Linked DNA regions of Mus musculus: region 2 is linked to region 1. A link is a loop called in an ENCODE intact Hi-C map of the cell type or tissue named here. Cell type or tissue: heart. All regions are shown on one strand. Each heading gives the region's core, and the rest is flanking DNA. Links, peaks and the distances in the headings are about the cores only.

Region 1 (16,179 bases), core at 3,756-11,755:
ACCAGGCTATATCCCAGTGTGGAGGTGGAGAATCTAACAAGGCCCCATTCCTGGATGGAAAGCTATCAATAGTTATAGTTACTGAGCAGGGAGAGCCTGTTTTCTCCAGAGACAGCCTCCTCCTAAAAGATTTTCCAGGTCTAAGGGGTCAGCCCTAAACACTTGTACACAGGGAACACTAACTGGACTCAGTATGTAGTGTGTATATATAACAACACATATGTAACATATATTACAATATACAGTTACATATGCTATAGATAATATATAATTATAATAACAACATTATATAACAATAATAAGTATAGAATGAGAAGTCTTGAATTCAAGAGGGGATGGTCAGGGAAACTCAGGACAAGCTGAAGAGGGGAGAGAGGAGTGGAAATTATGTCCCAGCACACACCCAAAGAAGCAGCTGGCGGCCAGAGCAGACAGCACACACTGAAACCTGTCACATTCCACATCAGCCCCAACTGTCACCATCACTATATTAACAGCTCCGTTCATTGGTGCTTCCTGTTTGGCCTCAGAAGCGCTTGAGTTTGTCACTTCCCAACTCGCCACAAAGAAAAGGTCTAGATAAAAACACCCCCGTGCTTAAGATGCCAACCTAAGAGAACGTCCAAAACAGCAGGGCATGATGGGAACCCAAGGTTCAGTCGAAACCCAAAGTTGTGAGTGACTCCTAGGTGTGTATCTGTGAGTAGGAGAACGGGATGGGGACAGGGACACAGAGGGAGCATGGGCAGTTCACAGGTGAGAGGATACTGGGGAGGCCGAGGGAGTGGGAGGGAGGGAGGCAGTCATTCCTCACGGGCAGAGAAATGAGGAGGTTAACAATGGTTTCCCCAGGGCACTTCTGTTGCCTGCCATGTAAACAATCTTGAATTTCAGTCTGGGATGGTGGTGTGCCAGGCAAATACCAACTGGAAATTACTGTTTTATTTTGTGTGTATGAATGTTGTCTTCAAGTATCTATGTGCACGGAGCACACACTAGATGCCTGTGGGGGTCACAGGTGGCACTGGGTTTCCTGGAGATGGAGTTACAGATGATTGTGGGCCATAGATATGTGTGCGGGGAATTAAACTCAGATCCTGTAAAAGAACAAGTATTCTAAGCTGCAGACTCATCTCTCCTCCTAATTACTCCTGAATTAGTGGTTTTTAAACAAGTACTCTATGAGCAGAAAAGTCACAATTCAATACCCTGGGTATTGAATCAACTCCATACAACAAAGACGTGTTCTCTCACCTGCCGCCTTTCCCTTCCCCGCTTACACATCTATGCCAGCAGACCCAGAAGCTTCCAACTAAAGAGTTTCCATTCTACACATGGTACAAGTTTGATTTGTCTTCTGGTCCAACAACTACAAACACTGCTCTCTAGTACCCCCAAATGGGTCTCCCAGCATATTCCACATTAAACTTGTGTATTGCTGCAGGCCCTAAGGGTGATAAAGCAATGGTGTGCTCCAAAGGCTAATCACTTGAGCCTATAGCTGTTAAAGTAAGAGAATGTGAAGATCGATAGCAGGGATACTGGGCTGTTGCCGAGATACAAAGATACAGAAACAAAACAAAACAACAACAACAACAAAAAAAACCCAGACATTTGCCTTCAAGGGACAACTAAGTCAGTTCTACCTGTCCCCTTCAAATTAAAATCAAATCACAAGGGCAGGAGGGCAAACCAACAAGAGGCCCTTTTAAGTATCTCTGAGTTATACTAACCCAAAGCAGGCAGTTTCCCAGACTTCCCTGTTGTAATAACAAGCAAACTTATCTTTCACTTCTTGTCATTAGTAATTATCATGACATCATTGAGAATCAGTGAACCACCACGGGGCTTAGCAGGGTTGGGGTGAGGAACTGCCACCGTCATCCCTGCAGACCGAACGGTATGAAGAGTCCTCTCCCCAGAACTTTGACCCTTTGTTTCAGGCACTAAAAAATGTACACTCTGTAGTTCTCTATCCCTAAAGACAGCATAGTACTTTTTCAAAGCATTTCCCCTTCAACGGCCAACGTGCACTCTGCACCAAAAGACTTCCACACAATTTACAACCCATTCGTAAGAGCCAAGAATTCAATTAAAGGGAAAACTTATCTTGGAAGAGTTGGGGCAATTTGGCCAATTAGCCCTCTTCCAACTCCGCTGAGAAAAGGACATGAATTATCTAACGGAACACTGAGCAAAACCCAGAGGAAGCAGCTGAGATGGGACAAAGGGTTCCAGAACTCCAGGTCCTATCCGCCATTCTGCGCAGGAGCACAGTCACACAGTGTGTTAGGGCTTGGGGCTTGAGGACAGCTTTCTACTCCACAAAGCCTGCAGAAGCTGAGTCCATTCAACGCCTTAAAACCTCACCTTAAAAAGCATTTAGTCTTTATTGACGCTTGAGCTGATAGACTCAAAAAGTACAGGAGCTCAGTCATCAACGTGTCCCTTGTCAACGAGCTCATCGCCATGGTGTGACAAAGCCTAGGGGAGTTGGCCTGGGAGAGTGGGCATAACCTCTCATCTGGCTGCATCTTGGCACCCTCTGTGGGTAGTGGGCTCACCTTGGTTGCCTCCTCCACACTCTCCCTGAGGGCCTGCAGCTCAGCATCGTACTGTTCCTTCAGCTTATCCATCTCCTGGTCATGGCTGGAAACCTCCTCCTTCAAGGCGCCCTTCAAGGCAGTCAGCTCCCGCTCCCGCTTCCTCAAGAGATCTTCCTGTTCCTCTTTGGCAATGAGCAGATCTTGAAGGTCCTGCTTGGCTTGCAGGAGCTCCTGGGGGGACAGGGAGGACAATTGCAGAGCTGAAGGACAGGTATCTTGCCAGTAGCCAGCATTGCCCCTCCAGATTGACCACCAGGTGTATGGCCACCTACCCTGTCCTGTCCACGCTCTCCTTCCCAGACCACACAGATCTGGGGACAGTTTACAATTCTCAGAGCCACCATTACCTTGCAGCTTAAGTCTCAGTTTCTTTCTGTTTTCTTAATGATTGCCTTTTATTGTATGTGCCTTCGTGTTTTGTCTGAATGTATGTCTGTGTGATAGTATAAGATTCAGTTTCCTTGGAACTGGAGTTATAGACAGTTGTGAACCGCCGTGTGGGTACTGGGAATTGATCCCAGGTCCTTTGGAAGAGCAGCCAGTGTTCTTAACTACTGAGTCATCTCTCCAGCCCCTGTGTCTTAGCTTCTTTGAGAGTTAGCATGACTGAGTTCACTGTCATTGCTTCGGGAGAATTTTGTTTCTTGTTTTGATAGGTTCTCATGTAGCCTAGGCTGGCCTCAGATTTGCTCCATAGCTAAGGTGACCCTGACATGGGGCCCCTGCTTCCTCCATCTTCCGATTGCTGGATTACAGTCATGCACCACCACAACTGGCTGATGTGGTGCTGGGGGTTAAGCCCCAGGCCTTGCACATGCTAGACAAGGAGTCTACCCAATGAGAATCCCCAGCCTGACGTATGTGACTTTGTAACTCATTTCGCATCTGTCCCACAGCTCAGTATCCCTGCTATAGCCCTTATGCAGGACTGTTGCCCTAGGGCTGAGCTTGGTCACTGCCTCATCTGCTGCCCATTCTCAGGTTGCTGCACGTGGTCCGAGCCTATCCCTGCTCCTAGTGCTCAGGACAGCTTTTCCTATCTTCCTTGCCTGGGTAGAGCACAGCTTTCACATGTTTCCCTCTCTCATTCTCAAGAGCTCCCAAAGAGACACAAAACTGAAGCCAAAAGGTTCAGCTTCAAACCACATTCTTCAAGCCCAGGGATGTTCTGCCAGAGGCTCCGCCTTCTTTTGTCCTGGATGCCCCAGACTCTGGCACCTCAGCCCCTCACTGGGCACCAAGCCTCCCCTCCACCTGAAGCACCCCACTGAAGAGCTGTCCACTGCCCCACGTTTTCAGCCCTGGTTCCTTGCCATTTCCTCAACTCTTGCCTACCTGGCACCTTCATCACCAAACTTCTCAAAGTGTGATTGTTTACCATTTCACGCAACTCCTTAATCACCTGCTTTGTGGCTTTTGTGGCTCCCCTACCAAGACAAGGTCACAGAGGGTCCTCCCTTCCTTCTGCCAGCTTGCCTGCTTTCTCAGTTAACTTTCTTGGTCATACAATTCAGAGCCCCCAGCCCATGAAACAGTGCTGCCCACATCCACGGTAGAGCTCCCCACCTTAATTAAAAAACAAGCAAAGCTTAATCTCCCCCCCACACACACACACACACATGCCCACGGGATTGGACATGATTCCTCAATTGAGACTTTTCCCAGGTCATTCCAAGTTTGTCACATTGACAACCATCACACCTCCTCATCTCCCTGGTCCTTCCCTAGTACCATGCTCTGGACTCCTGTTGGAGCCTCCCCCTGTATCCTTAAGAGTCCCCTCTCTCTGGAAAGCACAGGACAGCACACTCCTTCCCGGCAGCCACTTTCTCCCTAGGATCATGTCTGGCTTCTCTCTCAAGATATCCCTAAGAGTGCAGTTTTGTTTGCTTTCCTTTCCTTTAGCAAGCTCCTTGACTTTTCCCCCCAATAGTTGTTGTTGCTGCTGCTGCTACTGTTGTTGCTGTTGTTTTAAATTGCCTCTCTCTTTTCCCTGCACCACCTCTCTGATAATCAGCCAGCCATGAGCTTCACCTGGTCCACACAAACCTCGGAATAAGATTATAGTTTAGGAGAATCTAGCAGGAGCCTCCCTCCGTCTCTGCTTCCTCCCCTTGACCACCAGTTTGTGGAGCACCCGAGTGCAGGAGCAGGGCAGTGACTGTGAGTTCTCTCACCCTGTTCTTCACAGGCATCAAGTCAGTTCTGCAACATCTAGACCCTTCCTCTCCTCTGTGCAGTTTAGCCCCTCATCCCCTTTGCTGGAGCACCCACCTATTGGCACAGCCAGCCTCACAGAGGCAGGCTCTGAGCTGCCACCTCCTCTCCTCCCAGCCCCAGTCCCTCTGCCTTTTGGAAACTCTTTGAAGAAGCAATGTGGCTCCTCTGAGAAGTCTTCCCACAATCCCCTTCTAGAACAGTCCTCCACCCTTCCTCTGACACAGTTTGCACTCTTTGTTTTTGTTTTTTTGTTTTGTTTTGTTTTGTTTTGTTTTTTTGAGACAGGGTTTCTCTGTATAGCCCTGGCTGTCCTGGAACTCACTTTGTAGACCAGGCTGTCCTTGAACTCAGAAATCCACCTGCCTCTGCCTCCCAAGTGCTGGGATTAAAGGTGTGCACCACCATGCCTGGCTTAGTTTGCACTCTTAACCCCACAACCTGTGTATTGTGCATTGTCTTTTGTGGTTGTTTAGTTTATTTATTTCAGACAAAGTTTCATGTATCCCAGGCTGGCCTCAAAACCTTGAACATCATCCGATCCTCCTGACTCAGCCTCCTGGGTACTGGAATTAAAGGCATGTGCCAGCACACCCGTTTTATACAGTGGCGGGGATTGAAGCCCGGGTTTATTGCCTGTTAAGCAAGCACTCTACCAAATGAGCTACATGCCCAGCCTGTGCTCATCTCTCTTAAATCCGTAGTGAGAGAGAGAAGCTTCCGGGAAGATAGAGATCTGCTATTTGACAGTTGTGGCTGGATCAAGAGCGACCAGCAGCACTGTCTGTTCCTGGTGTGAATGAGTCACCCTGTCCCAAACAGCTGGAGTCTCAAGAGGCCAGGATTCTTTCTCTCACTTCTCCCTTCCCTACCTTCTGACTAAAAACATACCCTGTTTCTTCTCCTGAGCTCCTGGGGACTCAGAGCAGTAGCTGCCACTGAGCCCCCAAGATCTCTGAGAGGACAGGCTACTTGCCATTCGGAGAGGTATATCACTGTGAAGGGAGGAGAAATCGTCGTCGTATCAATTTTTTAAATTAATTGTATCACTGTCTTTGTGTGAGATGCATGAGATGTGTATCAGTGTATGTGTATGTGAGTGATGTATGTGTGATATATATGTATGATTTACATGTGATGTGTGTGATGTATGTGTGATATATATGTGTGATATACATGTGATGTGTGATATATATGTATGTATATGTCTGGATGTGTGTAATATACGTGTGATGTATGTGTGAGTGTATGTGATATACATGTGTTTGTGTGAATATGTTTGTGTGCGTGTGGTATGTCAGAGAGGTACTGTGGCCATGCTACAGAGGGCAGTTTGTAGAATCGCCCTCTCCTTCCATCTTTAAATTCATTCCATGACCTAAGGTTGCCAGGCTTACCAGGCAAGCACCCTTACCCACTGAGCCAGATCTTTGACCCTAAGGTATTTTTCTGGTTTGCATATAAAGGAATGAGTTTTCATTTAAAAACAACTGGGAGGCGAAGTCTCCTTTACTCCGGAGCAGTGGTTCTCAGTCTTCCTAATGCTGTGACCCTTATTTCTCATGATGTGGTGAAGTAAAATTATTTCATTGCTACTTCATAGCTGGAAGCTTGCTGTAATCAGTCGCAATGTAATTATCTGGTATGCAGGATATCTGATCTGTGACCCCCTGTGAAAGGGTTGAGACCTGCTGCTTTTGGATAAGCGGGTTGGGAGACCAGAGCACAGACCGAGCTCTAGCCCTGCCAGCAGGCAAGGATGAGCTTTGATGCAACCTAGAGACCCATCCCTAAGACCTGAGAATTCCTCATCCTAACACTGAATGAGGGGCCACCTGGCTATCCCTACCTATCTCTCTTTGAAAAGCGGAACTCGCCCATCACTGTTGCCACTGGCGATCTCTCTAAGACTTGATGGCGCCTACAGCCAGCAACTTCAGAGTCACCCCTTCCTGCTTTTACTCTCACACGTTTTTCAGTTGTTCTTAGATAGAGCAGTTCCTCTTCCACCCTTATCTCGGGCGGGGCGTATCTATGTTTGTGCTGCCGCCAAGGCCTGTTGAAGACCAAGAATTTGCAGTCCATTCTACACAGACTGGGTGTTATCTGCGGTTGTCACTTAAGTGGACCATGCTGCACGGATCCAATCAGATTACACCTTGCCATATCACACAGTAGTTTCCAGCAGGAAGACCAATAGGCACATACAGTTTCCAAAACTTCACTTCAATGCATGAAATCTTAATTATATCAAATAAAGAGGAAAGTGGTAACTAGGAGAAACTTAAACTATAAACAAGCATCCAGTAGAGAGAAATGTACCTCTCTAGAGACTACAGTCAAGGAAATCAAGGGGAAATCTGGCTACTTAGAATCACTAATTTCTAAACCTTCATGCAGTCAAGAGGGGCCATGTGACAAGGAACCAGCCATTTCACACCTACCGTGGGGCCTGTGAGATGGCTTAGCAGGTAAAGGTGCTAGCTTCCGAGTCCGGGCAGAGTCTGACCCTCAGCACTCAGTGCTAGAAGCAGAGAACTGACTCCCTCCCACAAGCTGTCCTCTAACCTCCACACCACAGGCAAAGACAAGGGCATGCCCATACCCACATCCATAAAAATAAAGAAACGCAATTTAAATAAACAAAACAAAACAAAAAATTTAGTGTATATGGAGGGCAAGTAAGGGAAGATCTAAAAAAGCTGGCACTTGATTGCATGAGAATAATATTATTTCTAAAAATAATAATAATTTTAAAAAAGACTATTCAAAGAGATCAAGATCAAAAGGTAGAAAGCCAGGAGCTCTGAGATGCTAACACTCATCCTCTGACATCACACATCTGGGGATGGGGAGCCGGCTCAGGGCGCTAGTTCAATCCCCAGAATAATGTACTTGCTTTAAAAAAGAAGAAAAAGAGCCGGGCATGGTGGCACATACCTTTAATCCTAGCACTTGGGAGGCAGAGGCAGGTGGATTTCTGAGTTCCAGGCCAACCTGGTCTACAAAGTGAGTTCCAGGACAGCCAGGGCTACAGAGAAACCCTGTCTTGAAAAACCACAAAAGAAGAAGAAGACGAAGATGAAGATGAAGAAGGAGGAGGAGGAGGAGGAGGAAAGAGGAAAGAAGGAAAGAAGGAAGAAGGAAAGAAGGAAGAAGGAAGAAAGACGAAGACGAAGACGAAGACGAAGAAGAAGAAGAAGTCAGGCTGAGTGGCAGGCGTATTCAATCCCAGCTTCAGAGATAGAGATAGGTAACCTAGTTGGCCTGCTTGGCAACTTTTGAGATTTGTCTCAGATATCAAGGTAGGGCTGACATTTGAGAAATGAGGTTTTCCTCTTGAACCCACATGTATACTCACACACACACAGACACACAGGCACACACAGACACACACACACACACACACACGCATGCACGCACATTCATTCAATCTGTTTCTCTGTCTCTCATATCTTCCTGCCTCTCTCTCTCTCTTGCTCGCTTGCTCGATCGATCGATCGCTCTCGCTGTATGGCTGCCTGTCTATCTGTCTCAATCATGCCCAGGTCACACAGCTGATAAACATTAGAGCAGAGGGCGTGGCCTGGACAGGACCTAGTGCCTTCTTTTCCCCATGGAGTGACCACAGACCTGACCACAAACCACCCAGAAAGCTGAACACTGACACTGTGTGTGGCCTAAGTGTTAGATGCAAGCAGTACAACAGAGTGCTGTCTGCTGGAAAAGGCTGGAAAGGTGCACTGCGGGTAAGGGACTCTGGGGGATTTCATCTCTTGAAACTAAAGCAAAGAAACTCAGCCACGACCTAAAACCGCAGGAAGGAAGAAGCTGGAGACAAAGGAAGTGCATCCTGTAGGAAGCTGCTATCTGCTGTAGCAGTGATCCTAACAGCAGGCTGCTGAGAGACGAGCACTGGGATGTCCCCCCACCCCCAGCTGCAAGCCCTGACCACAGAGAACTGCATCCCACATCCACCGCAGTCCTGTGAGCCAAAATGAAAAAAACTACGCCTGGCCCATGCCCATTGCTGGGGTAGAAGAAGGTTTTGTATTGTAGGAGTCTAACAGAATTCGGTCATTTTTTTTTTTCTGGTTCTGACAAGTTCTGTGGGTCATGACCCCTTTGAACAATCTTTTTACAGGGGTCACATATCAAACATCCTGTATCCTATATTTACATTACAATTCATAACAGTAGCAAATTACAGTTATGAAGTAGCAATGAAAATAATCTTATAATGGGGGGGTGGTCACTACAACATGAGGAGCGGTATTAAAGGTCACGGCTTTAGGAAGGTGGAGAGCCACTGCTTTAACCAATGGCCTAGAAAGTGCAAGGTGGCTGGAGAGAGCCACGGCATTGCTCAGCCACTTGTATTAGAATCCAGGTAATGTTAGACGAATCACAGTGTATGTTTATTTTAGGAGTGCCCAGGCTCCAACTCTCTCCAAGGTTTTGGAGCTGAGCATTTCAGAGACGCTGAAGGCCCGGAAGGCCAGGAGCAAGACACAGCAGCCTCTATGGGACAGGGCCACCTCTCAGCTCTGCAGACTCATCAATGACATCTGTCCACCAGAAAACCCCCTGGACAGGTGTTGCATGTTAGACTTGAGGCCACTTGAATGGACAGAAAAAGGGCCAAACACTAGTTCTAAGATTGTTTTTGTATTCCAGCTAAGAAATGGGTCTCATGGGCCAATGGGCCGGCTCAGCAAGTGGAGGTGCTTGCCGCCAAGTTTGGTGGTCTGAGTTCAATCCCTGAGACTCACAAGGTGGAAGGAGAGAACCAACTTCTAAAAGTTATCTTTTGACCCCCACACATGAGCACTTGTACATGTACACACACACACACACACACACACACACACACACACACATGCACACACAATTTTAAAAGTCCTTTTAATTAAAAGCCAGCCAGCCCACATAGTTCCTGGGAGCCGAGGATGTAGTTCATTTGGCAGAACTCTTGCCTTTTGTGCATGAGACGCTGGCTTCTAGTCTCAGTCTCACGTTTTTAAAAAATGAAAATAAATAAACAAAAACAAATACAGGCAGAGTGGTGCACCCCTACAATCTTCAAATGTAGAAGGTAGGGGCAGGAAGATCAGGGGTTCAAGGCCAACCTTGGCTATGTAATGAGTTAGGAAATTTGAGTCCAGGTTGAACTACAGGAAAGAGACCCTGACTTAAAAAAAAAAGAAAGAAAGAAAGAAAGAAAGAAAGAAAGAAAGAAAGAAAGAAAGAAAGAAAAACTTTACAGTCCTAGGAATTCTACAAACAATAGATCTAGTTATATTTTAAATATTTTATTGTGTGTGTGTGTGTGTGTGTGTGTGTCCTATTCATCAGCTCTTAGCCTAACAAAACAGCATCTCTACTATGCTTTCCTTTAAACTGTTTGAAGTTTTTTTGGTTTTTTTGATTTTTTGGTTTGTTTTTTTGTTTTTTGTTTGTTTTGTTTTGTTGTTGTTTTGGAGACAAAGTCTCACTGTGTAGCTCTGACTATTCTGGAAATTCACTCTGTAGGGCAGGCTACCCTCTAACTCATAAAAGTCTACCTGCCTCTATCTCCCAAGTGTGTGCCTCTATCTCAAAGGCACACATCACTATGTCCGACTATTTCCTGCTGCCCTCCCCTCCTCCACCAATGTTATTTTACAGATTCCATGTAGAAGCCTGCCTGATACTATTTAAGAAAAAGTGATGAATTTCTGGGCTGGGGTGAAGCCAGTGGCACAGCATGTGCCTATCGCGCACAGGGACTTGGCTCCAGCCTCCAGTGCCATAGCAAGAAAGGAGAGAGGTTCCATGAAACCTCTGGGCTGCCACACAGGCTCACCAAGCATCCAGGCCTCAACAGTTTTCAGTCAGTTCTCACTGTGGATTCCATACTCATTGTGCTTAAGGGTCTGTTCTCAGTCAAAAGCCATGGAAAACTTGGCCCCACATCTAATCTGTTATCACATTTCTCCAGTCTACTTCTTATTAAGATACAAAGAATAAATTGAAAGTGACTAGGATATGGGATCTTCTTTATGGAAACTGTAGACCGTATTTTAAAAGTCGCTGAAAAGTCAGAGGAGAACAATAAGGCAAACACGCAAGACACAGATACTAACAACTTCTCCACCTCCCTCCTGCAGACAGCACAGGTCTTGTCAGGAGTGTGACAGACAGCTAGGAACCCAACTACAGGACAACGTTTAAGTCGAGATGTGCTCTGTTCCCATTCCAGCTGTGGCCTGAGCACACATCACCAAAGCCAGAGTCCCTGTCCTCAATCCCGACCAAAACAAATGGGCCTACAAAGCCATCATTAAATCAAGCTCAGCATCGTCAGAGGGGGTGTGCATAGGAGTTAAAGACGTGGGCTCGGAGTGAGGCTCAGCTGCTAGAGGGCTTGTCTAGCATGCATTGAAGCCAGGGGCTCAGTCCTCAACACAGCATAAAGTGGGGGTGGCGGTACCCGCCCGCAATCCCTGCACTTGAGAGGTGGAGGCAAGAAGATCAGAAACCAAGGTCATCCTCAGGTACCCAGTGAGTTTAAGGCCACATGAGACCCTAGCTCAAAGTAACACCCAAGTACAGTAGCATGCAGTTCATCTAAGAGTTCCTTCATTTTAGAAAACTATGGAAACACTTGAAAGTAATCATGAAAACTCTTCTTTTGCTTTGTCATTCAGAAGCATGCTGCAAATGAAATTCAGGAAGCAAGGATGATAGTCAGTACTTGGCTGTGCTGAAGGGAGACAGGCAAAAGACGAGCAAGATGGAGTGGAGGAAGAGAACGGAGGTGGCTGGAGCCAGGGCATGTCAGCACAGGGCACAGGAGCGTCTGTCCTCTGTCCTCTGGGCTCTGAGGTGAAGTGCCACCAAAATGCATAAGTTCTCCACTGACATCATCGCTGGGAATTTATCCTTAGGGAAAACTGTTTCAGGGAGGGGCTGATGTACCCCAGGCTGGCCCTGAACTCACTAAGTCAACTGTTAAATAGATTCAGAGATAACAAAGGTTGGGTATTCAGACTCCATTCCCTTACTACAGAAGCCATACACACATTAGTTACCATAATGGTATTGGAACTACGGGAGTAAGTTTGGTAGATTCTAAAAAGAGTCAAATATAATCTTATCTGTAATTTACTTCAAAGATGAATAGGTGAGCAGAACAATTAATTTGAAACATTGACAACTCCTTGGTCTGTTTTGAGAACTGATGAGTGCTAATGTACTGTTCTCTATGTGTGAGTATATGCTATGAGTGTGAGCATGTGAGTGTGTGTCTATGAGAGCATCTGTTAGTGTGTAAGAGAGTGTGAGTGTATGTGTGAGCATGTATGTGAGAACATCTATGAGTGTGGAAGAGTGTGCATTTATGTGTGTGAGAACATCTATGAGTATGGAAGGCTGTTTATATGTGTGTGAGTGATAAGTGAGTGTGGACATGAGTGTGTATACCTGTGGGGTGGGAAGGGTGTAGCCAGAAGTCACCTCTGACCTCATTCCTCAGGGTCACCTTGTTTTCTGACACAGGGCCTCTGGGCTAGGAGCTCACAGAATAGGCTAGGCTGGCCGGCCAGCACAGCTCAGAGATCTGTCCATCTCTTCTACCCACACTAGCATTAACTGTCCAGTTAAGGTGTTACATAGTTTCTGGGGGTTGATCTCAGGTCCTCGTGGTTGCCCAGCCAACCCTTTAGCGATAGTCAACTCCTCAGCCTTTAATATATCACTCTTCCTACTTTTCCGTGCGGTTGCAAGTTTCCCTAAGACAGTGATGGCCTCACAGAATCTAAATGTAGAAACCAGTGGATCGAATGCACACAAGAGAAGATGGCTTACAGCATCCAGCCCATGAAATCCCACCCTTCAAAGCAGGTAGAGTGACACCTGGCCCACAGTTCCCTTACCTCAATCAGGGCTCCCTTCTCCCTGTCCTCGGATCGCTTGGTGCTGTCTAGCTCATCATGCATTTCCGACAGCTGGTCCTGCAGGTCTCTGATCTCAGTCTGGTGCTGTTCACGCTCCATCTTCACTTGGAACAGCCTGGCAGGGGACAACAGGAGGTCTGTCAGAGAGGCTCCTGGGATCCTCAGCCTTCACCTAGTCTAACCACAGGCTTTCAGGCTATCACATGGTCACCTGTAGCCCCAAGAAGCTTCCTTAGGACTACAGTCTAAGTCGGCCAAGATGTCAGATAAGAACTCAAAACAAACAAAATGGGACAGACTTGCGGGGACATTTTCTACTAGAAAGAGACCATGACGTACTAGAATCAGGACACAGAAAATGAAGAAATGTCAAAACCCATGGAGAACCATCCAGTACTATAAAGCAGGAGAACCATCAAGTTCATGGTCAATGTGGTCAACTTGATTAAACCGAGGAGCACCTAGGAGATTAGAAAGCACATCTCTTGGGTGTGTTTGCAAAGCTGTTTCCAGAAAGGAAACCAGACCTCGATTTTAGAGTTCTTGCCACTGAGTTTCACAGGATAATATGGCAGAGCCTTGGAGCAACTTACCCTCTCCACAGGCTGAGCATAAGTGTGAGGATGTCTCACAGAGACCAGCCCGTTCTGGAGAAAGTGCTCACACTGGGAGAGACTGTAAGCCCTATAGGCTAGCTCATTTTGGAGGCTAGGCCTAGGCTTCTGGAAACCTTAGTTCTTAGTTATCATACTCAAGGTTCCCAGTAGAAACCTCAGTCACCACAGATCACCTCTCAGAGCCCACGCTTCTTACTCGCCTGCCTGCCGGAAGATCCCCTGTTGGGGCTGAAGCTTTATAAGGCACACTCGAGGTACACAACGGGATTTAGTCATTAACCTCCCTGCTTATACAGCCAGCTGCACAATTTTGTAAGAGGGAAAAAAGGAAAAAGAGGTGAGTGGTGTTGACACTCAGAAGGCTGGGAGGTGTGACAAGGACAGAAGGTTCTAGCAACACGTGACTTGAGAAGGCAGGAAGGGGCAGGGCTCCAGCCGGACACTCACTCTTCCAAGCTCTTCCTCAGCTCGCCTTCACTTTCCTCCAGCCGTCTCTGCAGGGTGGCCGTCTCCTCCACTTGGCTCTGGTGCCGGACTCGCAGCTCTTCTAAATCCTCTCTCATTCTTTCTCGCTCCTCCTTGATGTTCTGTTGGTTCTAACAGGAGTCAGAGTGATTTTAAAATATCTCTGTTGTCTATCGGTACTGAAACACCACCACCCACATCTCCATGGTCTGTCTGTCTGTCTGTCTGTCTGTCTGTCTGTGGCAGGGTCTCTCATAGCCCAGGCTTACAGCAAACTGGCTAGGTAGTCAAGGTTGATCTTGAACTCTTGATCGTTTTGCCTTCACCTCGAAAGTGCTGGGAGTTCAGGGGCGCACTACCAGACCTGGGTTATGAGGCGCGGGGGCTGGAAACCAGGGTTTTATGTGTGCCAAGCAAGGACTTTACCCAATGAGATGCATCCCCAGCGCAGAAGCCCACTTGTGAGCACTAATGGGATCCATACCCTTGTTCCTTCATTATTAAACAACTTAATCAAACCATGGAGTTAAGGTTTAGTAGTTCCAGAAAGAATATGAAATATTCATACTTAGTGAATTGAACAGTTTTAAAATAAAAACAAAACACAGCTAGCTAGACCTCGTTTTGCTGTTTCCGTCACTTAAGTTTAAATGCTTTATGTAAGAACAGTACAAGTTTCCTATCAGACTGCCTGTCTCTAACAGGATTTCACTTGCTCAAAGCAAACAGTGTCCGTATGCGCTGTTGCTTTAAAAAATTCTTGGGCCAGCAGCCACCAGATCCAAAGGAATGTGCTCTGGGATGAGAGGAATGCTTCTTTCAGCGGGTGAAAATGACTTTCACCTCACCTGGACACCTCAATGTGTTTAAAAAACAAAAAACCAAAAACAAACAAAACAACAACAACAAAACAAAAAACAAACCTTTAGCTACCAAGGCAGAAATGGGAAAAAATATAAAAGCCAGCTACCTTCATCTCCAGTTGCAGTTGCTGCTGTAGTTCAGACACTTCTAGGATCAATTTGTTCTTCTGATCCAATAGACTGTTGCCTTCAGAGGGAGAATTCGGAGCCTACAATTAATTGCAAAGATATCCTCGGTTACATGCGTGAGATGCTTTTCTTTAGTTCTCCTCCCCCACGATAACACGGGGGTAGAATGCGTGAGACAGCCCTGACCGTCCTAAGACTCCATCAGGCTTCTCAGAACCCTCCCCAAAGTTGACTGTGATGCCCCCTCAGAGCTGATTTTAACCCTTTCACCGCAGTCCAAGGGACTATTTCACAGATTTCCAGCATGACTCACACTTGGGGAAGGGGTAGATTTACTGGACATCTTTCAGACATGTTATGAACTATTAAGGTACTAAATGTAGAACATGCGTCTTCCTGCTTGTGTGTGCTTGTGAAAACCCAAGGACAACCTTAGCTGTGGTTTCTGAAGCACCTTTTAAAAACAAACAAACAAACAAACAAACAAACCATAGTCTCTCACTGGCCTGGGGCTAGCTAAATAGGTTAGGGTGAGCCTTGGTGTCTTTCTGTCTCTGCCTTCCCAGTGATGGGATTTGAGAGAGAGAAAAAAAAATCCAGGTGGAAGAAAGCTTCCAATGTCGACCTCTGACCTCTGCATGTATGTGCACACACATGAACAAGTACACACACATACACACACCCACACACACACGCACACACTCTCTCTCTCTCTCCAATATAATATACACCACCAAGAGCAAATCCCAGGGTGAACTGCGGGATTTAAATAATAATCATGTGTGCTAATATCTACCCATGCTTACAAGTGTACCAGAGGATCACAACAGGGCAAGGGAAATTCCTGTCCTTTCTACTCAGTCCACTTCGAGGTTAAAATACACCAAGTTTACAAGGCTGGGGATGTAACCCAGCAGTACATATAATTGCCTAGCATACCTGAGGCCCCGTGCTCAATCCCCATTGCCACAAAATAAAACCAACCAACGAGAATAATTTATTACTTTAATTCAAGAGGAAAACGAGTCCAATCAAAAGGATTGTGCAACTCACATTGAGTTAAGAAGCATCAAAGAAATTAGACATTATAAGCAAAAGATCAATCTTGGGATAAGGGTATTAGAGAAGTAAGAACACCACAGAAAAGGCTACTTTAAAAAACACACCTTTTTGGTTTCTTAGATGATTCCTAAACTATATTGCAAACAAGGCAAGATTCCAAAAGTTCATCAGAAAAAAAGGTCTAAGAGATAAAGAAGCCAACCGACCACCTCAGGTTATGCTGAGCTGCGGAGACAACGGAGTCCAGCTCAGCCAAAATAGACAAAGCCTGGTTAACGTCTTG
Region 2 (16,179 bases), core at 4,025-12,024, 64 kb before region 1:
CACGTATTGAATAAACACAAGAATAACGAGAGAAGCCGGGGGCACAGAACAGAATGTTCTCTGAGGAGCACAGTGAAGGTCTGCTGGGCCTTGCCTCTTTACCCCAGCACTTTCTTAGATTGACCATCTAGAACACTGCATACGCTTCCTTGTTCTGCTGAATAACCTCCCACGGCTCCCCACGCAGTCAGGACACAGCCATTCAGAGCCTTAGTCGTCCCCTCCAATCCTGGCCCCTCTGCTTTGCTCATGGAAGCCAGAGTGTGTGAACATTCATTGCTTCTCAGCATCCGGTGCTTACCAGCCAATCTGCTCTGGCTCAGATGCCACACCCACTCTGTCGCATCTTTTTCTTCAAAGCCGACACTGGGCCAAGATTCCTCTAAGAGCCCTTCCCTCTAAGGCCCAGTGTGGCCTTTCCCTCCTGGGCGGGAGTCCTGCTCTTGGTACTTAGCACCTGCGCATTTTATTGTTAGTTTTCTACTTGTTAAATCTAGATCCTCTCCTTATGCTGGCCTAACATCACGATGGAATTCTGAAGCTTTACCACTCTGCCATGCACAAAGTCATATTTGCTATATCTTCCAGGCTCTGGTAGCTAAAACACCATCTTTGGGAAGGGGAAGCCTAAGCCTCTAGAACTACCTGCCACAGGACTCTGCTTAAAGTCCTTCATGGCTCTGGGTCTCAAATCTTTCATCCATTACACAATTCTGCAGATTTAACCTTGACATCCTTGCCAGACCCAAGATCCTGTCAGAGGGCTTAGCCTTTGGCTAAGATTGCTAGGACCCTTCTGTTTGGCCTGCTTACCTAAGACATAACGCTGGGACGAGGGGAAAGACTGGATACATGGGGAGAAGCAAGGACTCAGAACTTAGAAATGCCCAGTCTTAAACAGAGAACAGAAAACTTTAACTTTTAAAAGAAAGCAAGAGCTGTTTCTGTTTTTGTTTTAAATTCTTTCCCCGTGCTTTCTCTTCTCAGTGCCCAGCTGCACTCACTGGGAGTCCACGGTTCATAGGATTCAAGGTGACCTGTGCCGCTTTCTGTCCTTTAGTCTCCGCCTTTGTTAGGGTGTCAGTTGGTGAAAACTGATGAGAGGAGAAAGGGGTTCAGCTTCTAAGAGTCCCTCTTCTTGCTGTGATCTGACAGGGTGCCATAGGTACATGGCCTTGGACAGTTCCCACTGACCAGGGCCTGTCTGTCTGTCCCCAAAGCCCTCTCTACATGCCCTTTAATTTTAAAGGCAGAAAGTCAGACTTTGAGATAAAGGATTGTTGGTGAAGTGGGACTTTCCCCTCAAATATCTCTCTCTAATCAGGAGGCATCGAGGGCCTGAAGAGGTCAGAGATCTCCATCTACAGGGGTCACTCACCAGCTGTAGTAGCACACACCTGTAACCCCAGCACTCAGAGGCTGAGGCAGGAGGATAGAGAGGTTGAGGCTAGTTGGGCTTCATAGCAAGACCTATCACCAAAAACCAAGGAAGGAAGGAAGGAAGGAAGGAAGGAAGGAAGGAAGGAAGGAAGGAAGGAAGGAAAGAAGGAAGGAAGGAAGGAAGGAAGTAGAAGCAGCATCAGTCAATCTTGGAACTTTGGTTTTGTTTCTCATCAGTTTCTATATCAATTTGAACTTGATTTTCATTTTCTCCATTTACAGCAAGCATGTACCTACTTTCATTTCTCTACCTCCCAGAAATGGCAATATGACAATGGCTAATAGATAATGAATAATGGATAATAGAGCTAGTGGTGGCAGGTTGGGAGAGGGGACACCTTCAAACCCTTCTACATAAATAGCTTTTGTTTATTTGTGGGAAAGGGTCTCAGGCTGGCCTAGAACTCACTATTTGGCCAAGGGTGGATGGCCTTGAACTTCTGATCCTCTTGCCTTCACTTCTTAGGATCACAGCCATGCAGTACCATGCCAGTTTATGCAGTGCCGGGGATTGAACCCAGGACTCTGTGTGTGATGGGCAGGTACCCTACAAACTGAGCTACATCTCCAGACTTAATTATTCTGGGAATTTCCCAGAGTTCCATGGGAGGCAACTGAGGAGCAGGCCTGGGACTGCCTGTGAGTGCCCTTCACAGCAGCCCCCAGTCCAGAGTCTTTATCTCCTCCAGCGTGAACCTCAAGTGTTTGGCTCAGTGGAAAATTTTCAGCATTGACCACTGAGGCAAGCAGTTGCATCCCATGACTCGAATGAATGCTCAGAGAGAGGAAAAGGCCAAAGGCACTGTGGGACCAGATACCCCACAGTTCTGGGCCAGTGGCTGACCCAGTGGAGGTACTGTGTTCTGGTTCAGCATGGCTGTGTTTTCTCTTGTGTATACGTGATGGAACTGGAAACTGGTTTTAACTGCCTGGACTATTAATAAAGTGACAGTTCTTACCATTTCTCCCACTGTGCTTATATCACAGGGAACATGGACAAAACAAATCCACCGGCATTTCTCTCATTATGCATGCTTAGCAGACCTTGGAATGCCCTGGAGTAACACAGCTGCTTAGCCAACCTGGCAGGAACCCCTAACAAAACAGCTCTGAGTCCAGTAAGAGAACTTAGAAAACACAGTAAGAACTTTGGAGAGCCAATGTCAAGGTTGAGCTGTCCATCTGTGTCCTGGCGTTCTGGAAAATCTCTCTCTAAACCTCTGCTCCCTGGGCTTCTGAATGCTACCCCACCACAAGTACAGCTTGGGAACCAACACAGAACCAGAGCCCAGTAGCCTGGCTTAAAGTCCCTGCTCTCACTTCCCAAGGAAACCTGTGTACATCAGAAGCAGGAGTGGCAAAGGAGCCAGTGACCTTCATCTTCCCCTCTGATCAGGGACTGCCAGCCTAGTGATGACAACCCTTCAGCCCCAAACCTCCAGCCTAGTCACCCTGAGTTGAAAAGATGACGCTAAGCTCTTGGCCTACTGCAGCTAACACATCGTTTCCTGCCTCCGCTCTAGGAAATTCCCTCATGTTTCTGATCCCTTCCCTCCCAGTGGCTTACAATGGCAAAGACTACAGAATCTCTCCTTGTGCTCCGTGAGGAAGACTGTCTCCTCCTTGCTCTGAGTCCTCAGCCTCGCATGCTTCCTTTCCCCACAGTACCACGCACACACTCAACCTCCGACCACCCCCTCGTACCTGTTCCCTGCTCCACGTGATCCTCTCCGACAGCAAGTCAGCGTTGGTTCTTTCTTCTTCCAATTCAATCTCCAATTGGGACACCTTGTCCTGAGAAAGGAAACCACGAACCGTTACTTAAGTTAGACTGACCTGCGTTTCATGGACAGAAACCCCAAGAGCAAATGAGAGCTGAGTATTGTTAGAGCTTGGGAACATAAGGCATCTATCTCTTTTCCTCTCTCCTTCCCTTTCCTTCTTCCTAAAGGGTCTCACATACCCCAGAGTAGCCTCAAACCTGCTATGTAGTCCACGGTCACCTTGAACCTCTGATCTTCCTGCACTTCCCAAGTGCTGGAGTCACAAGATCGAGCCGGTGTCTTCAGTGTTTGAGATTGAACCCAGAGCTTCACGCTTGCTAGGCCAGTGCTCTACTAGCTGAGCGACACCCCCAGCCTTTATACGTATCATTTCTTATAGTGTCCAAAGCAGGTATTTTAAAAACATGTTTTGTTGCTTTTGTGGTATAACTGGGCATGCAGAAAATAAACTAAAGGAGAAAAGCGCTACCCTAAGCCCTGATGAACAAAACAAACCCACTAAGGATATGTTAGGACATGTCTTAAACCGGCCCCTACTAAAGTCAACATATAGGGTGGGAAGCCATCCTGGACATGTCTACAAATACCTCAGACTCAAGGGCTCACTCCTGTGAGCGCAGACACATGCTATTGACCTGCCTCCTCTCTACAGTGCCCATGAACTCAGCAGTGGACACCCGCAAGTCCACACTGGATTGCACAGGACAGTGGGGGCCAATTCTGGTAAATTCACCATCACAGAGTAGTGACAGCCTGTCCCTCTGGACTCTATTAAATGTCACTGGAAGTTTAGAGAGAAGCACTTCCAAGTAGTTTTATGAATGAGAAAGAGGTTCCTCCACTCAGAGTGCTGGGGGGACTTGAGCCTGGGTTTCTTCTGCCTCCAGTAGATTTTTCATAGGTCTGGGTAAACCTGGTCATGAAATGTGTATTTCTAAAACAATGTTTTCATTCTGTTTTATGTTATGTATGCAAGTGTTTTGTCTGCATGCATGTCTGTGCACCACATGTGTGCAGTGCCTATGGAAGCCAGAAGAGGGCGGCAGATTTCCTTGGACTGGAGTTACAGGTATGCCACCCTATGGATCTCTGGAAGAGCAGCAGCTCATTCCTAACCACTGAGCCATCTCTCTCGCCCTGACAGATGCTTTTTAAAACCAAGACCTGTGTGTAAGTATAAACTACGAATTGCCAGAATTGACTGACAACCATGGGTAGCTTTGTAAACAACAGAAACGAAGCTCTTTGTGTGACTGATGAACTGTCTGTGAACGAACGGCTATATCAAGTGGTGAGCAAAGCCTCCCGGGAGGACCACTGAGATGGCTGACCAGGTAAATATACTTATTGTGAAGACGGAGGCTAGAGTTCAGACTCCAGGACCCATGTGAAAATGGAGAGCTGACTCTACAAAGTGTCTTCCATCCTCCACACACATGCACATATACACAGTAAGAGGGCTGGAGAGATGGCTCAGAGGTTAAGAGCACTGTTCTTCCAGAGGTCCCCAGTTCAAACCACCTATAGTGAGACCTGGTGCCCTCTTCTGGCCTGCAGACATACACGCAGGCAGAATGCTATATACATAATAAATCTAAACAAACAACAAAAAAACTAAAGAAACCCAAAAGCTCTCCCTTAGGAGTAGAAAGTCCCAGAAACTACTCAGGGCATGGCCAGCTGCTGTTTGAAGTTGCCCATCCATGCAGAATACTCAGAAATTGCAAAATATCTACAGAACTTCAACCACCTGCAGCTGAATTTACAGAAACTGTTCCTGTGGGGAGCGCCTGAGACCTGAGCATTAGCTACGTCTCAGTGAAGGAATGGAAAAGGCACAAGTCGTACGGCCCTGCCACCTCTGAGAGCAACACCTCTCAGATGCCTTCCATGATGGCAGGAGCCCCGAGGCCAGAACTGAAGAACAAAAGTGCAGAAACACCGCCTGCAGTGGTGTTTGGCTGCACCACTACTTCAAGACCTTCAGTGACCCAAAGGAAATAACTTGTTAGTCTGAATATTCTGGCCTCAAAGGAGATAATCTGACAACTCAATCTGATTTCAGCTCAAATCACTTATCTTTTTTTTTTTTTATTTTTATTTTATTATATGTGAGTACACTGTAGCTGTCTTCAGATGCACCAGAAGAGGGCGTCAGATCTCATTACAGGTGGTTGTGAGCCACCATGTGGTTGCTGGGATTTGAACTCTGGACCTTAGGAAGAGCAGTCGGTGTTCTTAACCACTGAGCCATTTCTCCAGCCCCAAATCACTTATCTTTAAAGATCCATTTCTTTCTTTTTAGTCATCTGGGTGAGGGAATGTGCGTGTGAGTGCAGGTGTCAGCAGAGGCCAGAAGAGGGCGCTCATTGGATCTCCTGGAGTTGGAGTTGCAGGAAACTCTGAACTGGCCACGGGGTAGAACTGAACTTGGGTCCTCTGTAAGAGTATTGTGTGCTCTTAACTGCTGAGCCCCAAATCACTTAGGCTCTTTTTCCTGCTCCCAATCCATACTGTCCAGACAATATCTGAGGTCTAAGCCAGGGCCTATCATACCAAGGGTCTTTGTTTGCTACTTGATTGGTTTCCACTTGACGTTTGTGTGTGTGTGTGTGTGTGTGCGCGCGCGCGCGCGCACGCACGCGCGTGCGCATACCTGGTGTCTTCCTCACTCACTCTCTGTCTAGGAACGACCTGGCCAGCCCCAGGGACCCTCCTATCTCTGCCTCTCTGGCACTGTGATTACAGATGCCCACTGGCATGATCTCTGTTTTGCATGTGCACTAGGGGTCTGAACAGAGGTCCTCAGGCTTATACGGCATATATTTTACAATGAGCCATCTCCGTAGCTCATCCAGTTGCCTTTGACCAGGTTGTTTAGGCCCTAGAATGATCCATTTCTAGTTAACTAGGTTGACCTTAGCTTATCCAAAAATGACTCCCTAAAGAGATCAGGAGTAAGATACTAAAAAAATATGGCAACCCCATAAACAAAGCAATAAAACTGCCATCAGTTTTCTCTGGTCTGAGAGAGGCCTATCTCATAAAATCTCCACCAGTTCAAACTTCACTCCTAGATACAAACTGCAAAGCACCCTGGAGGTTTTAAAAGCTATTTCTGCTTATATACAAAGCTGAATGAGGAATTCATTGATTTTTGAGTTTAAGCCTTCTTTGCTGGCCTTGAGCACCAGGCCCGTCTTTTATCAAACTCAGTCTCTCTGTTACTCTCTGAATTCCACTGGAGAGCAGAACACATGTGTGTTTCTGGTTTAGGGTCATTCCACTCTCACAAATTATTCCTCTTTAGCAATTCAGGTTTTCCTGTCATCTCAGAAGTCCTGGTATTTCTTTGTGTGGGTTTCTCTCAAGTGTTGAGTATTAGGCTTGTAAATACTCACCCCCAGCTGGTAACTGCTTTGGGCAGTTGCAGACAGACTATCTTGGGACTGGGAAATGGCAATGAATTGGACCACAGTTTGCTGATAACTCTGGCAATGATACATACACACTCAGGAAGATGGGCCAGGAATGAGACTGGACTCTGTGGTTTGGTCAGTGGTCCCCGATGTGCAGGGTGGTTTGGGGTCTACGGCACAGTGTGGAACCTGACTGGACAGTTGGCAGTCTTGGAGCCTTTGTAGGGGAACCATTACTTAAGGGACACAACACCATCAGCTAATTTCTTTGGGGAATAACTTATATCCTCTTCAAAGCAATGAAGCCATTAGGCTAAATCACAGATCAATTCCTTCCTGCGTAACTCTCTACAACATGATAAGCTGCCCCCCACTCCAAAGAAAGGGTCTTGATTACATCAAGCTAGAAAGAGTGAAAGCCCAAGGCTTCCTATATCCCCCTGGTGGCCCAGACGTGTTCTCCTCAGCCTGGCTCCAGTCCGGGTACCCACAGCCTGGCTCCCGCCCCCTAGGTGCCCTCAGCCTGGCTCCAGCCCGGGTACCCACAGCCTGGCTCCCAACCCCTAGGTGCCCACAGCCTGGCTCCCGCCCCCTAGGTGCCCTCAGCCTGGCTCCAGCCCGGGTACCCACACACCTCCATCTGCTTGATGAGTCGGCTGCGGTCATCCTTGAGGTGGCTCTTGGCCTCCAGCTCATACTCCAGGTCCTTCAGCGACTGCTCCAGAAGCTGCCGTTTTGTGAGCGCCTCCTCCTCAGCTCGCTGGTAGTCCTGCAACTCTTCCTCCTTGAGGCGTAACTAGAAGGAGAGCGTGTGTGAAGGTCCCTTGGGCAGTGGGAATGGCAAGGAATTGAAATGATATTGGATAGCTCTGGCAATGATAGAGAACACATGCCTGCATACAGGTTTGCATACCATGTGCATGTCTTGCTCAAGGAGGCCAGAAAACAGAGCGCACAGGCCCATCCCAAAGCAAAGAGGGGCAAACCCCACCTCTCTCTAGACTTCAATTTCCCATGTTATAAAAAGAGTGGTTTTCCTTTGTAAGAAGTACACTGTTGGGTTATAAAGTCAATTGATTAGGTGTGGACTAGTATTTTAACTACATAGAACACACACAATAAAGTATGAACAAGCACTGTGGTGTTTTTGTATTATATATTAACATATTTGGATGGATGGACGTGTCATTAGGTGGGCTGTGGTCAAAGCCACTTGACAGTCACTTAAGTAGCTAAGCGTTCTTGTATCAGCACTGTCTTAAGAGAGGTTTAACGTTTTAAAATAAAAACTAAATTAATGATCTCTAAGCAACTGCAGGCACAAAATCCAAGAACAAAATCATACTCATTTGGTAACAACCATTGCTGTGTAGAAAAAAATGGTCACCCATAACGACAGTGCTCTTTTCATCCACAAGGTGGCGCTCATATAATAGTTTTGAAGAATGTACAACAACAGTTTGAGTCTCAGGAGCCAGGCCATGACACTAGCAAGGGAAATGCCAAAATCAACCTGGCTTGCTGATTCAATGAGGCTCAACCCTAGCTCTTTGGTTGCCAATGTCAAACCCTCCTGGAGTAGACACAGAGCTAACAACGGAACACCACAGAGGTTTATTCCTTGCGGGAGTCCACAGAAAAGCCGGGGAAGCTCTGAAGGATCAGGCTAGCATAAGAAGACCCCAGTCCAGCACTGCATTCTGACGGAGATGAAGATGCTCGTTTCCAGTACAATGGGGAGCCCCAGCCACTTCTAGCACAGTCCCACTTGGGAGAAAATGACTTCTAGACACAGGCCCTGGTCTGGTTTGGGCATCAATGGTGAGTGAAACAGAGAGAGCACAGGGCAGTCATCCACAGAGAGCACAAAATGGGGTGCTCTCTGGACCTGATACACCACTCACTGCAGAGAAACACTACGTTTCTCTGAGTGTCAATGTCCCCATTGCAACATAGGGAAAATGTTAAAATGTACTTTATCTGAGAATTAGATGCTACCCAAAATTAGTGATCACAAAGAATGCTAATCAAATAAACAATTTCCTTCTTGGCATCCTCTGAAACACCATGCACACCTCTCCTAATACCTACCATACTGCTACCACCACCACCACCACCACCAACTCCTCCTCCTCCTCCTCCTCTTCCTCTTCCTCTTTCTCTTCCTTTACCCCCTGCCACCACCTCCACTTAGCAGGGGCTGGGGATCCATCTCCTAACACCTTTAAGTGCCCTCCCAAGAGCACTCAGTAACTCAGAGAGAACAGTTAGCACGCCTGATCACCCCCAGTTCCAAAGCCCAAAATGCAGGGCTGGAGAGAAACTGATCAGTGGTTAAAACCATGAGTTTGGCTCCTGGTACCCACACGGCAGCTCACAACCATCAGTGACTCCAGTTCCAGGAGATCCGATGCCTCCCTCCTCCTGGCATCTCTAGGTACCAGGCTCACATGTGGTGCAAGAATATACATGTAGGAAAAATAATTATATTCATAAAATAAATCCTTAAAAAAAAGACAAAACTTTGGAGCATTTGACTCCGAATCCAAAGCTAAAACATTCTGCATTGTGGATTTTGAGATTGGAAATGGCAAACAAGTAAAAATCTCCACAAATAACTTCAAGATCTCTGAGATCAGAAATACTCCTAGCACCAAGCATTTGAGGTAAGGAATGTTCCCCACAGAGTGTCCAAGAGTAACTTGCTCTCAGATAATAATAAGCAAGACAGAAAGCCCTAAAGGGGACACCTGTCTTACCCCATCCCAGGGGTATCACAGAAGAGACAGAAAAAATGGATGAGACAGGGAAGGGGTGCCATGCTTTGGAGCACTGTCACAGCAAGGCGCAGTCGTTGCACTAAGCAGCTGGGACGAGACTGAGCGACCAACCTTCCATCACAGAGCTGGAGGAGCTCACACGGCCCCGCCCCTCCCTGAGGATTTAAAAGTCAGCTAATTGTTGTTCATGGAGAGAACAACAGCTTTTCTTCAGTGGTGTAGCTGCTGTTGAGTTGTCCAGGCTCCTAAGAGCAACCTTAACGTGACAGGGACCAACACCAACGGGAAAGTGGGAGGGCCAGATGGGCAAAGGGGATCAGCAGGAGTGAGGAGACCAGAGAGGGTGCTGAGGTGAACAGGATCAAGAGACAGGAGATCCACATGTGAGATGTCGTAACGAGACCCACTACCGTATAAATGAATCAACCTGCTAATAAATTAGCAGATAATTTGTTAATACGATAATAAATTGTCGTATAAATTATTTTATCTACTAATAAAAATGCCAGTAAGCAAATACCTTTTTAACCTGTCAGTACCACCTTTAAGTTGTTAGCAGGATTAAGTAAATGAACTAAAGACGAACTCTAAGCCTTACCTCCTAAAGGTCAAAGGCCACCCTCACCTGACCCGGGTGTCTCACACCACAGGCAGAATGGTAGCGTCTGGCCCTACCGCATCTGCTTCCTTATCTGTGAAGAGGATCTTCATGCTTCCTTCTCCACTGAAGTGTCCAGCCTCAAAATGTTTATACAAATAGCCATGTGGATCCCTGTTTAGGGTCACAGTGACACAGTGGCCTTTTGAAGTTAAAACAGACCAGGTATTTGATGTGTTCTGGCAAATGTCTGAGCCCTTCCATCCGTCTGCTCTAAAAATGAAAAGAATATTCTTTTCACAGCAAAGAGAGCGGTGATGTCAGCGTGCCAGAGTCTGTTTTCTTGGAACCCTGTATCACATAACCCTGGGGCATAGGGGATGCGTTATCAGGGCTCTCTCAGAACTGTTCTGGAAATCTGTAATAAATACCCATTGTTCTTTGATGGGTTCAGCACTGACTCAGGGGAAAACCTTCCTTTGATCATCAAAGAAATTAAAAGTTTGGTTCTTTTTTGTTTTCCTTAAAACTTGTTTTCCTGCGGAATCTGTGGGCTCTTCGCACTGGAGGCTGGGGTGGGGTGTGGAGTTAAGAAAGAAAGAGCACTGCAGTGTGTATCGATGTCCAGAACCTAGGTGCCTCCACTATACCATTGCATTATCGTGTTTAGCATTAAGCTACTAATGGTTTGCAGAAGGCGATGCTGAGACTGCTGAGACCGCTTGCTTGCCGTCAGTTGGCACAGGCTAGACTCACAGCCAGGAGTGAGGGTGCACGCCTATGATCCTAGCACTTGGGAGCATGGGGCAGAACTGACACGGGAGACAACAGACAGACAGACAGACAGACAGACAGACAGACAGAAATGGGTAGTCATGGAGCTTCCCAGCCTCCAACACCCAACGTCCCCATTAACTTTTCTCTTCCTAGCTCAAGAATGCAATCACTGCATTTCTTTTCTCTATTATTCTTAAGTATAAAGCCAAGAGTGTGTCTTAGGGCAGCCAAGCAGGCTCAGCAGGTAAGGTGCTTGCCGCGCCAGCCTGACAATCTCAGCTTGAGCCCCAAACCCTCGGAAAGGGAAGAGAAACCAACTCCACAGAGTTATCCCCTGAGCTCCACGCATTCACTTACATCTTCACATACACACATCACACGCCCGCAATGATAAATAATAAAAAAACAAAAATAATACGTTTTAATTATGTCAGTATTCGTAAACTCCTGAGACTGAACCAAGGCTAGACCCCACAAAGCCACATGCCCAGTCCTTAGTTTATTTTACAATGGCTATCGGATTCTTATCTAACCCAATAGAAGTCAAGAGACCATTGTCAGGACTGCAGAGATGGCTCTTGACTTGAGAGCCTTTGCTTCTCAATCGTGAGGGCCAGAGTTTGGATCCCAGCCCCTACATCAGGGAGCCCACAAACACCTGCAACTCCTCTTCCAAAAAATCAACAACCTCTTTTGTTCTCCGTGGGCACCAGCACATACGTGGATGCAAACAGACACACTCATGTGGAAACATGCATACACACATAACCAACCAAACAAAATGGCTGTTAAAATAACCTAGTCATCTTAAAAAGAAAAAGTTGTTAAAAAAAAAAAAACCTCATCACTTCCTGCCATCTTGTTCTAGGGATGATAGAAGGCACGGAGGCGAATGACATGTTTGGACACAGATCGACACAATGTCATTGCTCATAAAAGGTGATTCAACTTTTCAAGCAGAAAACTTTGGACCGAACCAGAACGTGGCCCAGTTAAAGCTGTTCCTGTTTCGCTTGTGTGTCAGTGGGAGTTTTGCCTCTTAGGATGCTACCTACATATAATCACTAGAGAACAGAGACAAAACAAGCCCCAAAGCTTCCTTAAGCATTCCCCTGTCCCAGCCCCCTCAACAGAAGCCTTGCAAAGCAAGCTGGAGGACTGACTCTCAGAAGAGATAAAGGAGAGGATTTCCCGGCAGGTAGGCGTTACCTCATCCTGCATCTTCGAGGCTGCCAGTCTGGCCTTTTCCACTTCCAGGCATTTCTCCTTCAGTTGTGTCTGCATTTCCGCAAGCTCCCGGCGGTTCTTCTCCTTATACTCGCCCAGCTGCTTCTGCAGCTCCAAAGAGGATGTGCGGGAGGCCTCAGCAATGTCGGCCATCTAGAGGAAGCGGCGTGGTATGAGGGGACCCTGCCATGCTCCATCTGGAGTCCATTCCGACATGGAAAGCATCTCCAATCATCCCTGCCAAGCACCAGGTCTGGGCTGTGGGGTCTGGCTTAACCCTGCCTTGGGGACAGCATGGAAGAGTGACTAGGGGCTGGGTACACAGCCCTGAGATCGGAACTTTGCTCTTCCCTAACCGGTGCATGGTTGAGCTGTAGCCTTAGCCACTGAGGACCTTGGCCCTGCCCTTTTAGAAACAATGAATCCCATCCACCTTCCAGAGGGGTTGCCAGAGTTAAGACAAAACCCAGAGAGAACTCTAGTTAGAGCTGAAGAAGTCACTAGCAAAATGCCTGGCCCAGGGGAGGTATCAGAAAATGGCAGCCTCCGGTGTGCACTTCTAGAAGGTAGGGAGCCCGGCAGCATCAGTGTGTGCCTTTCCCTGAGAGTGTGAGCTGAGGGGCAGAAGTGTCAGAGTTTAGGAACTGCCTTTGGAACTCCTGAATGTCAGAGAGACGTGACTATGCAGACTCTGCCCAGAGGCCTCAACTCAAGCTTAAGGACCATTGGTTAAGCGTGTGTCTACACCAGGCCAGCTCTGTTTATTGTTAGCAAGTGACCAGGTGCCCAGGGCCCTGAGGGGTTTGGTGTTGATGTTTTTAGCTAAGTTTCTTGCATCTGGAGTTTTCGCTGAGTCCAGGGAATGGCTGCAGGGTCTCGGCACCATCCAAGTGCATCTGTGCTTGGGGGATGATGGGTTTCCTGAGCCTTTGCAGGAGGAAGCGCTGGGCTCTCCCGGGCCCACCTGCCTTTGCTCAGCTGCCTGCCCTCTCACCTCCTTCTGCAGCTTCTCGATGGTCTTGTCCAGGTGCCACCGCTCGCTCTCCATCTCGTTCTTCAGCTTTCGCAGCTGCTCCTTCTGCTCCGCCTCGTCCCGGAGTTTCTCCAGGAGTTCCTTCTGCTCCTGGGAGACCTGGCTCAGCTCTCTCTGCGGATGGAAAAACTCAGCAGTGTCACTCACCGACCTGGTCACCCTCTGCCACAGGTGGCCAGGGGAACTTCATACCACAAAGACAATGAAACGCATCACCTCTAGGCAAAGGGGAAGGAATCAAGGGATCAGGGACTGAAAAGGCAAACTGACGTAGCCAACGCCAACGGCCTCCATAAGAGCAGAGGGGGAGGGGGAGTACACGGAGCAGCCACATGGCTGGTGGGGTTTAGGCTAGACTCCTCAATCTGAATGTCTATCCTTAAAACAGGACAGCGATCTCGCAGACCAACCGAAACCAACTGGGCAAGCGCCCTAGCAGCTGAGCTCAATCTCCAGCCTAGTACAGGGACTTTATTTATTTATTTTTAATTCATTTATTTATATATTTATTTTTCTTGAGACAGAGTTTCTCTGTGTAGCTCTGGCTGTCTTGGAAATCACTCTGTAGACCAAGCTGGCTTCAAACTCAGAGATCTGCCTGCCTCTGCCTCCCAAGTGCCAGGATTAAATGCATGTACCGCTGCCACCACCCGGCACAGGAACTCTTAATGCCTGTCTCGTCTTGTGTCCTTGCAAGAGGCTGCATAGAAAAATGGTTGACATTTGGACACAGTGCTTAACGGTTTATAATCTGCTGTCACGTGCGGTTACCCATGCATCTTGAAGCTACCCCTAAGTGGTCCCAGGCTCCCCTGGGTTTGCAGAGGATACTCTAGGTGTGTTTGCCAAGTGTACAGCAAGGGAGTGAAAATCTGGGGTTGTCTCCTGGTTCCTGGACTTGGACAGCAGGAGGGCAGGGTGTGCTTCAGCAGCCAACGTTGCCAGGCTGCTGAAGTTCGCCCCTACAGGGAACCAAGACCAACAAAAGCTGTCAGGGAAAAGAGAGCAAAGAAAAATATTCAGGTGTGGGAGTTGGAATAGGTATGGCCCCCATAGACTCATGTGTTTGAATGCTTGGCCCTTAGGGAGTGGCACTATCAGGAGGTGTGGCCTTGTTGGAGGTAGTGTGTCACTGTGGGGGCAGGCTTTGGAATCTCCTATGCTTAAGCTATGCCCAGTGTAGCATACAATCCCCTTCTGCACCACGTCTGCCTGCACGCTGCCAAGCTTCCCACCATGGTGATAATGGACTGAACTCTGAAACTGCAAGCCAGCCCAATGAAATGTTTGTCTTTGTAAGACTGGCCTTGGTCCTGGTGTCTCTTCACAGCAAGAGACCCCTAAGATATGCCAGTGTGAGGGCCATCAGCCCACTACAGCTATAGCTGGCCATGCAGCAAGAGTGAGTGAGACCCTGAGGTTTCTGTTTGGAATTTACTTTCTAGAGTTGGGGAGGAAAAGAAAGAAGAGGAGTTGTTAAAATCAGTGAGGTTGATTCCAACATGTGGGAAAAACTCTAAGGATCTAGATATCAAAAATGTGGCTACTCCTCCCCCCATCCCCTGAAACCCTCCACCACCCATACTAGTGCTGGCAGTGGTGGTGCATGCCTTTAATCCCAGCACTCGGGAGGCTCAGGAGGCAGAGCTCAGTGAGTTTCAGTCTGGCCTGGTTGACAAAGCTAGTTCCAGGACAGCCAAGGCTACATGAGAAAAACCCTGTCTCAAACCAAACCAAACCAAAACACAACACAACACAACACAACACAACACAACACAACACAACAGGTGGGAAGCAATAGAAGAAGATATCCCTGTTAACCTCTGGCTTCCACAGATGCCTGTGTGGTCCTATACACACAAGCCAATTCTTCATCTTCGCCAATGGTGGTGGTGGTGTGACCCTGGGACAGCATGGGCACGTGCACACACATGTGCGCATGCACACACACACATACACATATACAAACACACATACACAAACACACACACAAACAACACATTTCTACACCCATCCACACCCACCTTTCAAAGGTCCCAAGCTTGCTTGATTTTGGATGAATTTGGGCCATGTCTTTGTAGCAGTGACTTTTTAGAAAAATTTTCTCTCAATCCACCCCCATGTCCCGTGTGTGTGTGTGTGTGTGTGTGTGTGTGTGTGTGTGTAGAACACATTTCTTAGATAGCTGAGGAGACAGAACATTTTTCTAGGTGGCATTTCTAAGGGACATTTTAAGATTATCTGAGATAATGCTCAAATTCAAGTTTATGGATTCCCATCTGTTCCAAACACTGTGACTCCACGTGAAAAGGCTAGGATATGCATTCTATGTTTAGGGATATCCTACTGCTGTTTGCTGAATCTGATATAAGAGGTATCATATAGCTATTAATTTTTAAAATATTTTTTTTCCTTAAAAGAAGGCTTTTAGAGCTGGAGAGTCGGCTTAGCAGTTAAGAACACTGACTGTTCTTCCAGAGGTCCTGAGTTCAATTCCCAGCAACCACATGGTGACTCATGACCATCTGTAAAGGGATCAGATGCCCTCTTCTGTGTTTGAAGACAGTGACAGTGTAGCATATTCACAAATATTAAAAGAGAGAGAGAGACGCTCTTGGTGCTTATCCCCTCCTCCCCCGAGGCATCTGTGTGCTGAGACAGCAGACAGGGAAAGCCCCGTCACTTCTGAGGCTGCTCTGTAGTTACTATGCTCTCACGGCTCTGAGAACCTTCCTCCTGTCTCCTTCATCCCTGGGAGCTTAGTGAACCTTGGGTTTTGATCTTAGTCATGTAGTCAAAGGCTCTGCATCCACTAACAGGTAATGATCCCCAAGCTCAAGGCCACCATTGTAGATCCACCTACTCTGGCTCTCAGAATCACCTATCTGGTGATTCCCCACCCTCCACCCCACCCTGCACACGCAAATTTTATTCCACTATTAGGGTTTGTATTGTTAGCATCATCTCTGAGGCTTCCAAGTGCCTCACTCAACATTGCTCCCAGAGGGAGCTGCAGAGGGGACCCAGGGACCTGGCTCAGTGGGTACAGTACCTGCTGTACAGGCATGAGGATCTGAGCTCAGATCCCTAGCACCCAAGGAAAAGCCAGGTGTTGTGATGT

The links. Hi-C counts contacts between places; a loop is a spot of excess contacts. Peaks named below come from ENCODE experiments on the same cell type or tissue, not always from the same donor. Only the 100,000 strongest peaks of a DNase experiment are listed, where the experiment ranks them.
Region 2: it touches region 1 in a loop (2.7-fold over the local background); 3 of 42 quality-filtered maps call a loop at or near these places.

Annotation. Positions count from the first base shown.
Region 1 is chr9:71,702,584-71,718,762 of GRCm38, forward strand. It overlaps Cgnl1 (cingulin-like 1), which reads right to left. Exons shown (of 19, transcript NM_026599.5): 5 at 14,813-14,914; 6 at 13,825-13,973; 7 at 12,740-12,875; 8 at 2,565-2,777. Among named protein-coding and RNA genes, the nearest start is that of Gm51713, 55 kb to the right of the region's middle. In heart, for the core only: no CTCF peak of the experiment used is centred there; a DNase peak (open chromatin) is centred at 6,848; H3K4me3 peaks cover 366 bases; H3K27ac peaks cover 4,367 bases.
Region 2 is chr9:71,638,215-71,654,393 of GRCm38, forward strand. It overlaps Cgnl1 (cingulin-like 1), which reads right to left. Exons shown (of 19, transcript NM_026599.5): 11 at 13,020-13,172; 12 at 12,008-12,178; 13 at 7,278-7,439; 14 at 3,145-3,234. Among named protein-coding and RNA genes, the nearest start is that of Myzap, 54 kb to the left of the region's middle. In heart, for the core only: CTCF peaks have their summits at 4,256 (motif pointing right), 5,583 (motif pointing right) and 8,050 (motif pointing right); a DNase peak (open chromatin) is centred at 8,177; H3K27ac peaks cover 338 bases.